2 separate regions of the Homo sapiens genome follow, and region 1 is linked to region 2. A link is a contact called in ENCODE Hi-C or POLR2A ChIA-PET data. All regions are on one chromosome and are shown on one strand. The core of a region is the stretch at or near the end of the contact, and the rest is flanking DNA. Distances in the headings are between cores, read along the strand shown. Region 1 overlaps ADSS2 (adenylosuccinate synthase 2). Region 2 overlaps AKT3 (AKT serine/threonine kinase 3).

The links. A loop is a pair of places that touch in the nucleus more often than their neighbours do. ChIA-PET counts read pairs that join two places held with the same protein, here RNA polymerase II (POLR2A). Pooled maps may share reads with other maps.
Region 1: a pooled map shows a loop between it and region 2 (4-fold over the local background). The contact joins two enhancer-like sites. A Hi-C loop is called at or near these places in 1 of 168 maps with a recorded cell type or tissue (IMR-90) and 2 of 50 pooled maps. POLR2A ChIA-PET finds 5 or more read pairs at or near these places in 1 of 52 experiments (activated CD4-positive, alpha-beta T cell).

The regions. Positions count from the first base shown.
Region 1 is chr1:244,435,167-244,438,384 of GRCh38, reverse strand. ADSS2 (adenylosuccinate synthase 2) reads left to right here. Exons shown (of 13, transcript NM_001126.5): 2 at 617-719; 3 at 1,492-1,560. Among named protein-coding and RNA genes, the nearest start is that of ADSS2, 15 kb to the left of the region's middle. Within about 2 kb of position 1,889, at least 6 of the 41 ENCODE cell types and tissues checked have a DNase peak (open chromatin) inside an H3K27ac peak, as active enhancers do.
Region 2 is chr1:243,712,468-243,715,412 of GRCh38, reverse strand. All of the region lies in intron 2 of AKT3 (AKT serine/threonine kinase 3), which reads left to right. Among named protein-coding and RNA genes, the nearest start is that of AKT3-IT1, 80 kb to the left of the region's middle. RefSeq lists an enhancer at 822-2,248. Within about 2 kb of position 1,557, at least 2 of the 41 ENCODE cell types and tissues checked have a DNase peak (open chromatin) inside an H3K27ac peak, as active enhancers do.

The DNA.
Region 1 (3,218 bases), core at 640-3,139, 720 kb before region 2:
AGGATATTACTTTATCCAGAGATGAGCAGGTTCTAGGGATCTGTCACTAACCAAACCTACAAGACTGGTTTATAAATCAGAGGCCAAGGATAACCAGTATTTGGGGGAGATACTTGTTAAGTCCATGTAAGAATACAAATTTCAGGTCACAGAGTTGCTTGACACACTCTTAGGATGATGGGAATTCTATGAATATTTACATCAAGTTAGGGTAACTGGATAGATTACTCTATCTTAAGAGATTTTTTGTGTGTGTGTAGATGGAATATCATGGTTAGATTGCCATAATCCTCCATAGCCAAAGACAGACTAATTGCTCTATGTATTTTTTTCACTTTTTTTCCCCTCTTTTAAGAAGGAATATGATTTTCTGTCTTTCAGAAACCTGAATTCCCCAATTTCTATATTCTTTCAGGATAATCACTCAAGTATTCTACAGTGGGGAAAGGAGACAGCCAAACTATTTTAAAGCCTTTTACAAATGAGTAGAGGTGGTAAATATTTGGGCTCTCTTAAGTTGACCTTTTGGCAGGAGGTCATTAATTCACTTTGGAGGGAGATAGGTTATTTGTAGTATTTATCATCAGGCTCAATTTTCCCCTATCTTACATTTTAGGGAGGAAATAATGCTGGCCATACAGTTGTTGTGGATTCTGTGGAATATGATTTTCATCTCTTACCCAGTGGAATAATTAATCCAAATGTCACTGCATTCATTGGTAAGTATATAAACTGAACTGCATGGAGATTCCCCCCCACCAGTTGATAATGGCGTTTATTTTTTATTGTCAAAACTGTTTTCATCTCTCACTGACCAGATGGTTCATTGATCTCTTATTAATTTTGACCTTGATACCTTCTGGAATATACATGACTTTGGCTATTTGTCACTGTAAGATCTTTTAACAGTAATACTTTTTGGAATGATTACTTTGCATTCATCTGTGCTCACTGACAATCTTAATTCTGTAAAGAAGTATTAGATCATTGAATCAGTTTTCCAAATACTTTTTTTTCCACAAATACTTTCAACCATGACTCATAGTAAGAAATATGAGAGGTTCATGAATTTATTTTGAACCCTTACAATAAATGATGCAATCTGATCTTTTCTACTCTCCTTTTAATTTTTAAAAATCCTTATCACAACCTACTAAATTGATTTATGACCACTAATAGGGTGTGATTCCCCAACTTGAAAGATACTGATTTAGCATGTACTGTGACCATGTTCCATTTGCTTAAAATTACATAATTAGTTTCCTTCAAAATCATATTTCACTTTGTTTTCAAGAAATTTTCAGCTTCATTGAGTATAATTCTAGTGTTTTATATTCACTATATTATGTTCCATTATGTATTTAAATTATACTCCTGTGTAAAACTTGGAATCATTTCTGTGGTAACACCGTGGTAAATCAGAATGTCCTTTAAGTTACATATGTCTGAGTTATAGATGTTTACCGTTGGGATTTGTTGGTTTTCCTTTAGGAAATGGTGTGGTAATTCATCTACCTGGATTGTTTGAAGAAGCAGAGAAAAATGTTCAAAAAGGAAAAGGTATGAAAGAATGAGTCTACTTGGTAACCAGTTGTTCTTTGTAAAGTTTTATTAGGATCTTATGCCAGACGAACAACATGTTTGTCTTATGCTTTAAAATTTCGGGCTATTATAGACGAATTTTTAATGTCAGTTATTAAGTTTTATTCATTATAAACAGTGTTTTAAACAGAAGACCAACATCTTATGTCATTGTATTAAGTCCTGATTTTTTTACACATTAGTCATCTACAAACTTTATCTTAAGATAGCTAGAATTACAATATGTGGGTGACAAAACTAGGAAATTCCTGAGTTTGCACACTGTCAGTCTTGTTTTCTAGAGGATCTGGAGCTCTCCTTTCGTTGCTACAACTCAGGGATAAAAGGGAATTTTTGTTTTTTCCCATGCTACACAGATGTAAGGGGAATCGTTTAGGTCCCTCCTTCTAAATGAAGTAAATGCTGCTTTTATACAATATATCCATGCCCATCTTCTTAAAATAAATAGTCCTGGATTCTTGCCTTTCCTGATCTCTTGGATTTTTAGAGATGTGTTTACATTAACCTTGGCCATCTCATTAGGGTGTGAGGGGAATTTGATAATACAAATACAGGTTAAACATCCGTAATACAAAAATCTGAAATCCAAAATGCTCCCAAAATCTGAAACTTTTTGAACACAGACATGACACCACAAGTGGAAAGTTCCATACCCGACCTCATGCAGCGAGTCACAGTCCAAACATAGGCACGCACACAGTTTATTCAGTGTTTCCAGGGGAAAAAAGGCCTTCTCCCCTTTCAGCTTTCATATATCTTTTCCATGCACGCCCAGATTCCCCCACACCAGCGTTCCCACAGAGGGCAATAAAGTGGCATGTGTACTAGCTGGATGTGCCAACTGTGGTAATAAATGAAATATAGAATACAGGTGGAGACTGGAAGCCTGCTTCGTTGTTGCTGCTGTTTGCCAGCTGATACAGATACTCTGGTGCTGCTGCTGTACTGCTTACTTACCCTGAACACATTTTTCCCACTGTATTGGTGGTATGTCATATTTTTGACTGTTAAGTACTTGTGTGTGAATAAGTGTAAGGAAATGATTACTCATCAGTAGCATATAAATTCAGAGTCAAGAATGTTGGTGTTGGTAAACAACCACAGATGGAGGAGGAAGAGGAGGATGGAGGAGGAAGAGAAGGATGGAGGTAGAGGAGGAGGATGAAGGAGGAAGAAGAGAAGGACAGAGGTGGAGGAGGATGAAGGAGGAAGAAGAGAAGGACAGAGGTAGAGGAGGAGGATGAAGGAGGAAGAGAAGGAGGAGGAAGAGGAAACAAACTTCGTTTCATGCACAAAATTATTTAAAATATTGTATAAAATTGCCTCAATTGATATGTAAGGTGTATATGAAACATAAATGAATTTCATGTATATATTTGAGCCCCACCCCCCAGAGATCTCATTATTTATATGCAGATATTCCAAAGTCCAAAAAAAATCTGAAATCTGAAATATTCTGGTATTTGGAATAAAGGAGACTCAACCTGTAATACATAATTGAGGAAAATCATTAGTATAGTTAGTTTCCCCTTGAATTAGCTCACATTTAAAACACTCAATTACTGTTATAGTATGTTCAGGTTTGTTTTTTTTTTTTTTTTTTTTTTTTTTTTTGG
Region 2 (2,945 bases), core at 308-2,807:
TTTAAAAATATTTGGTAAACTGTAAAGCAGTATACAAAAGTGAATATTTTTATCCAAGGTGTAAATTGGTCATATGGCCCAATACCAGTAGCATAAAGGGAAGCCACTATACTAGTAGTGGGTGACCAAGTTTATTTCTGTTAAGCCAAAATGGAGATTTATTGTAGAAAATTATTAGTGGTACTTTCTGGATGAAGCCATTCCTTCTTAATGTAATTATGCCCAATTTCCTGGGTGGAGTCACAGTCTTTCTTCTAAAGACAGATTACTTCAAGCTTTAGTAGGGACTCTTAGTTCTGTCTTGAACTAACAATACCTTAAAATATTCTGCTTCTTCATGTCCCCAAAATATTGATCAGAAGGATACTTGTGGTCAAATGGATGCTGTAGAAATTCAAACCAGTGATTTTACTCCACTTGAAATTTAAAGGATTCATATGAGTTCTAGTTGAGTATGTCAGTTTTAGAACATAGTTTATATTGAGTAAACACAGAATATTTTACCTAAAAGGGTCACACAGATGTCATTACAGTGAATTTACTTCTGATTAAACTAATCTTGTTCCCTATATATTTTGATATATATTGTGCCATGATAACCAGTGTACTATTAGTGTTATTAAAGTCTTTCTTCAAATAGTAGATTTTTATAGAATTTTGAAGTAGACAAAATAAGTCAATTTATGTTTAGATTTAAAAAAAATGTGAAAGCTTTTCTATATTCTCCTCCCCGTGCCAGATAGGTGCTTGGCACAGAGTACTTAATAACTATTTAATAAATGACAGAATTTCTTTTCCTAAAATTTTTAGGACATATGCAAGGAAATTTCTCTTGCATCTAGGTTTACTGATGTATATGAGGAAGAGTTACATCTGCTTCAGTGAAATACAAAATTAAACCAGGTGATCTTTCTGAAAAATTATTCTTATGGTGACATATCAGAAATCTTATCAACAGCTATAGTTTATTCTGTTGGAATTTTCAAAATACACTGTGCCTTAACTTAGAAACACTCCAATGAACTTGTATTCATTAGTGTTTTGTTGAGTTAAAGAAAAAATATCTGTACAAAGTGGACACATTGTTTAATTTTGTTTTGCATTTTACTAGATTGCAGTGCAAGGCCAATAAATTAAACCTAGGCAGTTCTCTTGCTAATTACACACAACTTATCTTGAGTATCAGATATTCAAATCCATTTTATGAATATGGTAGAGAGAATAACAACTGTAAAACAAAGCAGTGTGCATGTAAGTGACTGTTAGCGTGCATTTCAGAAAGGATAAATGCTCACCATATGGTACAATTACTGTGTCCAAGTTTTCAAATTAGCTTCTCTCATCCTCCTTATTACTGTCTTTAAAAAGAGAGGAAAAAACCCAACATGATTTATCTACTCTGCAGCAGAACTCTTGACGCAAAACAGCAGCCCAGTTCTGTCCAGTTTTTTTTTCCCTTAGCATAATAGAGGCTGTCGGACTTTTTTATACTAATTACTGTGTGAGCCTCAGATGAACCCCCTTCAATTCACAGGGCTTTGTTAAGGGAGGAGCTGTCAATGTGTCTGCCCGTTTGCAGCTGTGCTGTGGCTTTAGCTTGCTTAACATTATGCTGCTTTTTAGACTTGACAGAAGGGATTTTTTTTTTTTTTTTTTTTTTTTTTTTATTAAGGCAAAGCAGCCTTGTAGCGAAATGGTTTAAGCAGCTGCATTGTAGGGAAGCACAAAGAAGTTATTATTGTGTCTGTTTAGGGGGGTAGGATGGAGGGGGAGATATTCGGCTGCTGTTGATGCCGATTGTTGACTTGCCATCTGCCAGATAGGGAGAAGAAAAAAATGACAGCTCCAGCAGGGTGTTCAAGAGGTTGTTTGGAGAGACGCATAAACATGTGCAGATGTCGAACTGAATAATGGCTAGAACTTGAGACGGTTTATGATGCTGCTGATGTTTGTGCATATACAGAATGAATGTATGTGTGGATTTGGTTAACCAAGGGTACATACTAATTATCATTGTTTTCCTGCATCCCCCCTCCCTTATTTCGTTAATTAGTTTAGGGGTTTAATACTTCCTCTTCTCTCCCTTATTCATGTCTAGTTTTAGAAAGCAACTTCTTTAAATGGCAATACAAAGTTTCTTATTTCTCCGTGTTGATGGTAGATAACCTGTTTGGCTAATGTTAGGTGTGTACTGCTAACTGCCAAGAGGAGCTTTTGATGAAGGAATCAGTCAGGTGATTTGGTGTGATCTTAATGCATACATGAACGTTTTAACACTAGTCGGCACATAAACTATTTTAAACTGAATCGATTTGTTTCATAGCCTACCACTAGGGGTGAGGTAGAGAGTACCCAGTTTATTTTGTAAGTAATTCCATAATACTTTGAACTTAAATGTCGTTAGTTGTGAAACAAAGTTATATAGTAACCTGGCCTTTTTGATCAGTACATACTCTTTTTCTCATGGTTGTCATGGATTCTATAAATGACAAGCGTGCATTTTTATCAAGCATTAATGAGTTGGTTGTATATTTCCTTCTGATACATTCTTGACATTAGGTGTTAGAGATTTGATATATCTGGAATGTTTTCAAATGCTGTGATAACATTTATATTTAGATGGAAGTGAGCATGTTTACTTAAATGTCTGGTTTATTACTTTCACCTTAAATAATTGAGAAGAAACAGTGACCTTAGGTAAAAATTTTCCATATTACTTATTTTCTAGAACACCAAAAATTTTTGTAACATTTCAGAACCAATCAATATGAATGGAATAACTAGAAAACAAAAAAGAGAAGCTCTGACTTTTCTCCTTTTTTCTTTTTTCCGCCCAATGTGGACTTAACATTTCAAAAAAAAATATGTGTGGAGAATTAAAAAGTGCTTATGTTGACTTTTGGAACTCATGCCTTCCTAAAACATTTAAGGTTTTGTTGCATAAT